Regions from separate parts of the Homo sapiens genome. Here region 1 is linked to region 2. A link is a loop called in an ENCODE intact Hi-C map of the cell type or tissue named here. Cell type or tissue: B cell. All regions are shown on one strand. Links, peaks and the distances in the headings refer to the core of each region. The heading gives the core; the rest is flanking DNA. Region 1 overlaps C5 (complement C5). Region 2 overlaps CNTRL (centriolin).

Evidence for each region. Hi-C counts contacts between places; a loop is a spot of excess contacts. Peaks named below come from ENCODE experiments on the same cell type or tissue, not always from the same donor. Only the 100,000 strongest peaks of a DNase experiment are listed, where the experiment ranks them.
Region 1: a loop joins it to region 2, with 5 times the contacts of the local background. A loop is called at or near these places in 6 of 110 quality-filtered maps.

The regions. Positions count from the first base shown.
Region 1 is chr9:120,979,744-120,983,743 of GRCh38, reverse strand. C5 (complement C5) reads left to right here. Exons shown (of 41, transcript NM_001735.3): 26 at 930-1,089; 27 at 1,805-1,900; 28 at 3,490-3,661. Among named protein-coding and RNA genes, the nearest start is that of C5-OT1, 29 kb to the right of the region's middle. RefSeq lists an enhancer at 5-154. In B cell, for the core only: CTCF peaks have their summits at 1,684 and 1,883 (motif pointing left); a DNase peak (open chromatin) is centred at 1,883.
Region 2 is chr9:121,117,871-121,124,610 of GRCh38, reverse strand. CNTRL (centriolin) reads right to left here. Exons shown (of 44, transcript NM_007018.6): 12 at 6,071-6,265; 13 at 527-680. Among named protein-coding and RNA genes, the nearest start is that of CNTRL, 46 kb to the right of the region's middle. RefSeq lists enhancers at 2,541-2,740, 2,771-2,820, 2,695-3,196. In B cell, for the core only: a CTCF peak has its summit at 2,843; DNase peaks (open chromatin) are centred at 2,020 and 2,840; H3K4me3 peaks cover 2,244 bases; H3K27ac peaks cover 3,389 bases.

The DNA of each region.
Region 1 (4,000 bases), core at 1-4,000, 140 kb after region 2:
ACCTCCTGGGCTCAAGCAATTCTCCCACCTCAGCCTTCCAAGTAGCTGAGACTATAGGTGCCTGCCACCACATCTGGCTAATGTTTTGCATTTTTTGTAGAGACAATGTCTCACTATGACGCCCAGGCTTCACTTTTGGATTTTTGAATCATGTGAGGGTTTTACCTCTTTAAAAAAATGCTTAAAATACATTTAAAAAATGAAAATGAAAAAGAAACACAAATTTTTTAAGTGGGGGAAGTGGGAGAGCAAGTCAAGTGGTCTGAGTCTCAGACATTTGAGGACCTGGGGAGTGGAGCCTCCTGGGCGACTGAGAGAGTGAAGAGATGTTATGGGGGGATGAACCCAATCCTCTCTGATACTCTTCGATGGGTATTAGTAGAGACTTGAAATTGCTTTTTGACTAAGTAATAATGATCATTAAAATTTCCTGTGGGGTAGTAAGTTCTGTGTCAATGGCAGCACTCAAGGACAAGTGAGATAAACACTCCAGGGACATTGGGAAAGGGGACTTGGGGCCTCAGATAGGAATTTAGATTCCATGGAATGCACAAATTTTACAATCTAGAATTTTGTGATTTACTCTTTCATGTCTCATGTTCATAGGTCAATGCCTTGACTCAAAACTATTTATTTTATCTCTGTTATCTTTAACTTTAGAGTGTAATTCTTATCATCAGGAATCAATTTTTAGCTTGTGTGCTAGCGGACAATGTTGTAATCACAGAAGATGTGCTGTTCACATTTGTTTACCGAATGTTTTGGAGGTATTCCAAAAATCTTCCCTTCCTTTGTAAAATGATGACTTACTTTGGAATTGCATGTTTTAAAATGTTATTTTCTTTTAAAGAATAAAGTTGTATAAATTAATTGAAAGTCAAAAGGGATTCAGCGTTCTAAATATTTATTTATTTGATTTTGTCTTAAAGGTTAACAGCTTTTGCTTTAAGAGTACTTGGACAAGTAAATAAATACGTAGAGCAGAACCAAAATTCAATTTGTAATTCTTTATTGTGGCTAGTTGAGAATTATCAATTAGATAATGGATCTTTCAAGGAAAATTCACAGTATCAACCAATAAAATTACAGGTAAGGAAACCAAATGCACAAATTAGCAATAGTTTTATTTAGTTTGAGTTTTATTCTCATCTGATTATGGGAGGATGAAGAAGAAGAAGAAAAAAATGTAATTCTGCAAGAAATTCCTTTGTGAACAAGCAAAATATACAAAGGTCTTTCCCATAATATCTGAAGTGAAGCGATCTTCAGACAGTTCACTAGAGATCAGAGAAGTGATATCTTAGACCTCTCGTTTAACGGGGTGGAGGTAGATGGGCAAGTGAAAGCACTCAAGCGAGATAGACCCAGGGCTTATTGAGAAATGGGAAGCAGGAAGGGAAAGAGTGGGAGATAAGGCTTAAAACACAGAGTAGAGGCCAGGTGCGGTGGCTCACGCCTGTAATTGCAGCACTTTGGGAGGCCAAGGCGGGCGGATCATGAGGTCAGGAGTTCAAAACCAGCCTGGTCAATATGGTGAAACCCCGTCTCTACTAAAAATACAAAAATTAGCCGTGCGTGGTAGTGCACGCCTGTAGTACCAGCTACTCAGAAGGCTGAGGCCGGAGGATGGCTTGAACCCGGGAGGCGGAGGTTGCAGTGAGCCAAGATCAAGCCATTGCACTCCAGCTTGGGTGACAGAGTGAGACTCCATCTCAAACAAACAAACAAAAAACAGAGTAGAATCAGGTCATTTCGCCTTAAAGACACCATTTCACTCCCCTTTTAAAACATTGCTTCTTTTTAGGGTACCTTGCCTGTTGAAGCCCGAGAGAACAGCTTATATCTTACAGCCTTTACTGTGATTGGAATTAGAAAGGCTTTCGATATATGCCCCCTGGTGGTAAGTAAGAGTTTTCTTTCTCTCACACCCATCATCTATTTCTGTACTATATACTGGAGGGGCCACCAATCAGAAGACCTTTTGTTTCAAAAGCTTCTTTTCCTTCTTTCCAATAACTTGAAAATAACTTAAACTCCAGAATTGAAAGATTTCAGAACAATGATAGATATTAGAGACCACCTAGTCCAACCTACTCATCGGCAGTTGAGAAAGCTGAGGACTAAGTAAGGTGAATTCAGTTTCCCAGTGTCACAGGCTAATAAATTGTAGAGCTGGGTCTAAAACTGATAGCTGGGACTGGGATGGAAGAATGATCCAGTGCCCCCAGCTTCTCTGTCTTATCTTTGCTAAATCCTGCTTTATATGTTACTGTTATCCTATAGTGAAAGCATTCTGTATCATGCAAGTACTGAGGATACACAACAGCAAATGTGTATCCTCCAAATCCTTCCAAACAACATTTGCTTGGAAACGGGAGAAAAGTGATGAGCCACCTAAGTAAATCAACATAGAAGATTTCCAAGGTTGAGATGGAAAATCTCAAGTGGATTTGCAAAACTGGAAGCACAAAACAAAACCATTTGTTTTCAGTTTGTTTCAGAAGCTTAACAAGACAAAATAATCAATGAAGACTAGTTCCCAGGCACCTAGTGGCCACATGGGTGAGAGATGCATGTGGAGCTGGGAGAGGAGGCAGGCAGGATGTTAGCAGCATCGCAGCAGGCTTTCTGCTGGCCCACTTGCCCAACACAACCATTTTGGTGGCGTCAGGACTAGTGATCGGGACTATTTACCCAGGCATTCTTAGGATCTAAAAGTACTGTGGCAGTTAGGGTTTCTTTCTGCTACTTATTGTTTTATTTATTTATTTTTTTAAGTGTAACTCCTTTTGAACCTGTGTGCCTGTTGCAACTACGCTGAGAGGGAACAATAAAAGTTGTGTCTATGGGCCGGGTGCAGTGGCTCACGCCTGTAATCCCAGCACTTGGGAGGCCGAGGCGGGCGGATCACAAGGTCAGGAGATTGAGACCATCCTGGCGAACACGGTGAAACCCCGTCTCTACCAAAAATACAAAAAAAAAAAATTAGCCGGGCGTGGTGGCGGGGCGCCTGTAGTCCCAGCTACTCCGGAGGCTGAGGCAGGAGAATGGCGTGAACCTGGGAGGCGGAGCTTGCAGTGAGCCGAGATCGCAGCACTGCACTCCAGCCTGGGCGACAGAGCGAGACTCCGTCTCAAAAAAAAAGAAAAAAAAAGAAATTGTGTCTATGCTCGGTGCCTTTTCTTCCTGGAGGCTAGGTCTGACGGTGTACTCAGAAACTAAAGGCACAAAACCTCTAAAAGGAAAGTGAGAATTCAGAGGCAAAAAGCTTAACCTGATTTGGACAACCTCATTGTCCCTTCCAAGATTATGCTCTGCTCCTTCTCTCGGAGGGATTTGCTTCACTGAGAAGCCATCCATTTCCATTAGGTCAGTCCTCTTTTCACCCCCATATTGCTTGCTCCAGGATAGTGGGATCTGAGGGTAGTTCATATCAATTGATAGGTGGTTGCTTGACATAGAAACTGAAGTATCTTCTCTTGTTTCCAGAAAATCGACACAGCTCTAATTAAAGCTGACAACTTTCTGCTTGAAAATACACTGCCAGCCCAGAGCACCTTTACATTGGCCATTTCTGCGTATGCTCTTTCCCTGGGAGATAAAACTCACCCACAGTTTCGTTCAATTGTTTCAGCTTTGAAGAGAGAAGCTTTGGTTAAAGGTATAACTTGTTCCATACATGTATTCAGTGAGTGTTCACTAAGACATAAAGTCTGCTAGTCTGGGAAGTGGGTGGTGACATGTGAACTTGAGTAAGATGCAATTCCTGTCCTCAAGGAACAAACCGTCACAATACGATGTAATGTGTGCCGTTATTCATTCATTTATTCATGCATTCATTCAGCAAATATTTATTCTTTTTTTTAAGACAGGTTCTCGCTCTGTCACCCAGGCTGGAGTGCAGTGGCATGATCGTGGCTCACTGCAGCCTCGATCTCCTGGGCTCAAGTGATCTTCCCACCTCAGTAGCTGGGACTACAGGTGCCCACCACTGAACCCA
Region 2 (6,740 bases), core at 1,035-5,034:
ATAAAAACAACTTGTCCAAGGCGACACAGCTGACAGTAGCAAAACAGAGAGCAGGATCTTTTTACACTGAGCCCTATGTGTAAAAACCACTATGGCCTATTGTCTTCCTTTTCCACTATTATGGATATGTCGCAGTTTAAATCAGCATTGCAAAACTAGATCCTAAAACTCTTTCTTCTTATAACCAGACACTGAATTCCCTGATGCCAATGGGTGCTTTGCTCCTGAATGGATTTTATGTCATAGACAATCACATGCCAGAGCTTATCATGATCACGTATTGACTTCTGGCCTACTGACTGGAATGACCTGACTCACTAGGCATCAATGCCACAAAACAAAACAAAAACAAAACTCTTAAAATTGCATTAACTACTTTTGGGTATCCTGTAAATATTTCCCTATCAAATACTAGTACTAATAGGTGAACTGTATTTAGCTACTATCTGGATTAATGCTTGTCTTTATAATGTTTCTTTTACCAGCAATAACACTGATTTACCTTAAATCATACTGAAAGTCTTACCTTCAGTAAGCTGTTCTTCAAGGTCCTTAATCTCTTCCGTTTCCTTAGCAATTCTAGAAAGTATCTCATCCAAACGACTTTCAAGTTGTTGGTACTGCTTGTTCATAATGTCAAGCTGTTGTTCTTTACCGCTCTTTTGAGCCTTCATATGGGACTGAATTAAAAAAAAAAATCAACAAAACTCCAAGTTCCTTAAACTCCTTTAAAAGTAATAACCCTTAACAACATTTTTAAAGGAAGAATAGAAAATAAATATAATAATTTGCATCTATTTGTGTCAGGCCCTATATTGTTTTCACATGGGTAGTTTTCATTTAAATTTCAGGATAACTTGATACGGAAATCATTTCCACTTTACAGGTGAGAAAACTGAGGATCAAAGAGGTTAAGTGGTTTTTCCAAGGGCACAGCTAGGTAGGTCAGTGTTATTTGCGTTGCATTAAATTGTCTCTCTCTCTCTTTTTTATTTATTTATTTATTTATTTTGAGATGGAGTCTGACTCCATCACCCAGGCTAGAGTGCAGAGGCACGATCTCAGCTCACTGCAACCTCCGCCTCCTGGGTTCAAGCAATTCTCCTGCCTCAGCCTCCCAAGTACCTGGGACTACAGGTGCGGGCCACCACACCCAGGTTGTTGTTTGTTTTTACTTTTTGTTGTTTTTTTTAGTACAGACGGGAGTTTCACCATGTTGGCCAGGCTGATCTGGAACTCCTGACCTCAAGTGATCTGCCGGCCTTGGCCTCCCAAATCGCTGGGATTACAGGCATGAGCCACCGTGCCCAGCCTAAAATGTGTCTTTTAAAAAAGGTTTCCAAAATTAGTTGGTTATGGCATATATCTATAGAAAAAGACTTAAAAACTATATCCCAAAATGCTAACAAGAATTATACCTGGGTGGAAGGATTACATGGGGATTTTTTCCTTTTGTAATGAGTATTTTTATATTTAAAAAACTTTTATAGTAGATAAGTAATGCCTTTTTAATAAAAAAATTAAATCTACTTTTTAAAAAAGGTTTCTTAGAAGAAAATAGAGGTATGAAATAGATAAAATACTTGAAATTCAAATTCACTTTCAATCTCTTACACAAACAAACATTTGGCTTTTCAATAAACTGAGAGCTGACAGGGACCTCAAAGACCACTTAGCCCGGTGAGTCTCAAAATGGAGGGCCCTAAGGAGGTATACCCCTCTACAACTACACTTAACCCATGGTGGAAAACAGAGCTTTCACACACCCACACACCCTCCCGCACCCTGAAGTCATGGCATCAGGGAACTACTGTTAACTGAAAAGAATGGATTGTATTTCTCAGGTGTGCTAGGGAAAGCAAATCGAGAGCCAATGATCTAGTCTAACCCTTCCTTTTAAACATGAGAAAACTGAATTTCAGATCCATCAAATGACTTGCATGTCTCCTGAGGCAACTGTTCATATGGAGACAAAATAATTCCCCAGAGAACCTTTGCCCTCCCACTCACACCTTCATGACTCTTAAGTTGGTACCCACAGGATCAGAGGAATACAACAATAAATGAAGAGAAAGTTATCGAAAGAGGGAACTGTATCAGTCAGAAAAATGAACACCAATGATCTCAAGTCTAAGACCCATGTGATTATAAAAGAATATTACTCAATTTTATGTATTTGCTTACCCCAAATACAAGAAAGAAACGTCTCTTCATTTCTGATGAACAAAAGAGTGGCAGCTTAACTGGAAGGTTTTTAATTTACTACTGGTAAAGCTTTATGGTATTTTGCAAACTCTTTTCCCTACACTCCCAAAATACCCATTTGAAATCTTTCTGAAAAGTTAACTACATATAACAGCTTACATTCTAAGTAAATTTCGGGTTTTTATGGCTCAAGAAATAATTTCTTAAAAGACTGCACTCATATCAATAAATCTTTAAAATTCACCATTAAAAATTCCACCAAAACCTTTATACGCAGGATAAAAATCTGGTTCAATATGCCAATGGTGTACATTAAATACATGGGAACAAAAGTAGATTCTGCGATTTACACCACGGTGGAGCTCACAAAAGAGTTATTGTAAAAACAGGAACTTACATCTCTGACTCCTCCTCCTTTTAAGTCCTTTGTACAGAGAGAGAAAAAATATCATACCTTAACTTAAAATTTATCCTGTTAAAACTGAGCCGTTGAGAACAGAGAAACTGTGGGCGGAACGCTTTCTAATGCTGTCTTCAAATTCATGTGCACTTCCCTCTCTGACAGCCACATTTTTGCAAGCGCCTCCGAGCCTCTGTAACTTCGCAGAGCCTCAAACCACATTCTTGGCCAAGAGTGAGCGGCGGCCCCGCCCATCCAATCACCAGCAGCCTCTGCGGGCAGGCCCCACCCTCCGCGAGTTAAATCATAACACAGGAAGCTCCCAGGGGCCAATCACGCCCAAACTTTGCAACAGATCACTACAGCTCGTTCCCTCTAGCGAACAGTTACCTTTTGCTTCCAATAGGACATTTCCCAATAGAGAAAAGCAATACAAATCTTCATTATGTTTGCTCCGGTGATAATTTGTGCTTCTATGAATAATTTTATAACTAAAATAGTCTGTGAATTTGAAACCTAGTTAAATGCTTATATTTGCTGAAAACCTGCCTAGGCTTAGTTCTGAGCTAATTTTAAAATAATCTCTTTAGACCTTTAATTGCTTTGTGAAGAGAGGGTCATTGTGGTAGCATAAGCAAGGGCTCCACCTCTTTCTAAAACAATAACTTAGGGGCAATTCACTTAATATTTCTATATCACATTTTCATCCTCTGCAAATTGAAAGAAAAATGGATAGATGTTAATAAAAGTTCCTCACCAGAACATGGAAAATACAGCACAATGTATGACACATTGTGGGCACTTAATATGTTGCTTTCTATAATATCTCATCAAAGTGAAGCTTTTACTTTTAAATTCTATTGGCTATTCAGAAAGATACTTCATCTGATTACATAAAAATTAATTAAATAAAAGTCTACCTATATCTATAGAAAAATATGCAGGCATCTCACTCTTGATTATTTCTCTTCTGCTTAAAGGCTCACATTTTGTAGCCTAAAATGGGATGCCAAACACTAGCCAATATGAAACTTTGTGAATCAGAAAAAGATGTTCCCGCTGGATAAACTTAAAAGAGATGTCCTCTGATGCTAGGACTAAGGCTGCAAACTTAAGAACTATTAGTAATTTTAATAAAATTAAAAAGGAAATTCAAATCTGGTTTGTATGTTTCATCCCCACTGCACAGGTTGATTTTAGCTAACTTCAAAACTTGGATGCCATTCCCATGTCTCATTTACCTCCTTTCCATGTATAATTCTCTACAGAAATCCAGTGGGAATTGAACTCTCTGTCCGCCAGAAATATAACAGTCATTTGTTGAAAGCAAACACATAATCCAGCTACTAATTAGACTCATAGATCACAGAACTGGAAGGGGAAGCAAAGGAGTTTTGGGTAGGATCTATAAGCTGCTTCCTTCCTCCCTTCCACAATGCAAGCATTCATAAACATAGGGCTGGTTGGTCCCTGGGGATACGGATACCAGTAGGATAGAGTTCATGTCTTCAGGGACCTTACATGGGTGGGAGATTGAACAAACATATGCAATAAAGTAAGATATTATTGACCACATTATACATTACTTAAAATACCCCATTTTTCCTCAAAATTATTTAAAATAATCAAGACTACTTTTGGTTTCAATATTAATACCTTGGTTTCAATTTTTAGGCTTTTGTTAGAAAAGACCTTATATCTGTCATAAGGTTATCCTTTATTGAAATTAGCTGGCCCACAAAAAAATATATATGATATGTACTAAAATGCTTAAAGGAACAGTTAAACAACTTGTCAAGTACTTAAAGCAATTACAATATCCTTACTATGTTAAATTCTATGATTTCTATTAATCCAGAGATCTTAAAGTTCTTTAAAAAAAAAACCCCTATTATTCAAGGTATACCAGGAGAATATGTAGAAGATATTTTTCCTTGTATTTTAGGAATATTAGCTAAAATATAAGCAATTAGTACAACTTCTTAGAGTAGAGACAGAGACAAGAGCCTGGCTGTATCCAGCCACCTGACCATATCTAGCCATATCTCAGGAAGAAACATTCCAGAGAATGTTTCCTTTTTTAAGGACAAAACAAAACAGTATGAAAAAACAAATACGTTCAGTGGAAAATTTGCAAAAAGGATTAAATAGAAGAGGTAGAAAAAGGACTCGCAACCCCCTTCAGCTTTTTCTGCTCTTAAGAAAGATGAAGGGCTGGGCATGGTGGCTCATGACTGTAATCCCAGCACTTTGGGAGGCCAAGGTAGGCAGATCAGGAGGTCAGGAGTTTGAGACCAGCCTGAGCAACATGGAGAAACCCCATCTCTACCAAAAATACAAAAATTAGCTGGGTGTGGTGGTGCGCGCCTGTAATCCCAGCTACTCAGGAGGCTGAGGCAGGAGAATCGCTTCGGCAGGGCATGGTGGCTCACGCCTGTAATCCCAGCACTTTGGGAGGTTGAGGTGGGTGGATCACAAGGTCAGGAGATCAAGACCATCCTCGCCAACATGGTGAGACCTTGTCTCTACTAAAAATACAAAAATCAGCCAGGCGTGGTGGTGGGTGCCTGTAGTCCCAGCTACTCGGGAGGCTGAGGCAGGAGAATCGCTTGAACCTGGGAGGCGGAGGTTGCAGTGAGCGGAGATTGCGCCACTGCACTCCAGCCTGGCGACAGAGCAAAAAAAAAAAAAAGAGAGAGAGAGAGAGAAAGAAAGATGAAAAAAAGGCAAGGAGAGAGAAAGGTAAGGAGCAAATCTCCCTTGCTCTGCAATACAATGAAATTCAACCACTTAAAAAAAAATAAATATACCATGCGGCCATCATTTACTGAAAGCTACCTTCTTCAAGCCCTAGGTTGTTTTGTTTTAGACATACACATTCCATATATGTGTGTGTATACACACACACACACACACACACACACATATATTTATGTATAATACACATATATATACACATACATACATTATATATACACACATATATGTACAGTTTTCCTTCAGTATCCATGGGGGATTCATCCCAGGATTCCCTGCAGATACCAAGATCCACTGATGCTCAAGTCCCTTCTATAAAATAGCATAATATTTGTATTTAACCTATGGACATCCTCTTATATATTAAAATCATCTCTAGATTACTTATAATACCTAATACAGTATAAATGCTATGTGAATAGTTGTTATACTGTCTTGTTTAGGGAATAATGACAAATGAAAAAAAGTCTGTACATGTTCAGTACAGACACAACCATCCTTTTTTTTCCTAATATATGTGATCTGCAGTTGGTTAAATCCACAGATGCAGAACCCATGGATATGGAGGGCTGACTGTATGTATATATCACTTAAATTTGTACATCAAACTAAAACAGACTTTCAGAAAGGACTCTGGACTCTGATGCTAACAATGATGAGACATGTAATATGTAGACAGAACAAGTCAAAATTTCTTAATTTACTCACATGTTTTGGGTCTTTGGAATCCAGGCTATCTATGGCTATTTGCAGGTCCTTAATCTCCTTCTGCTTTCCGGCAATTTCCTGCTTTTGCTTTTCCATCTGCAGTTCTAGATCCAGAGCTTCCTGGCGTAATTTATTTACAAGTTGTAGTCTACCACTCAACTGCTTGTAAAGAAGGTCTTTCCCTGCTTCTGAAATCTAATCTCCCCAAACCCCAATATATAATTAACAGAGAAGAACAACACTGATTTATTAAGACAATGTCTATAATTTTAATAAGTATTCTATATTCTATCAGTTTTTTAAAAATAAAAGTGAAATGTGGGAGTTATCTAAGCACTCCATGCATATTTTATATTTTTATGCTTATATGTAGAAAATCATACTTTATAAAAGTTTATGAAAACTAATAATAGCAAGCACAAATAAGCTGTCATTCTATAATAGTATAGGCAACTTGTAAATTATTAATAATAAACATAGTATTAATAATAGCCAACTTTATATAGCACTTACTATGGGCCATGCACTGTTCTAAACTCTTTATATACTTTTTTTTTTTTTTGAGACGGAGTCTTGCTCTGTCGCCCAGGGTGGAGTGCAGTGGCGCGATCTCGGCTCACCGCAAGCTCTGCATCCCGGGTTCACGCCATTCTCCTGCCTCAGCCTCCCG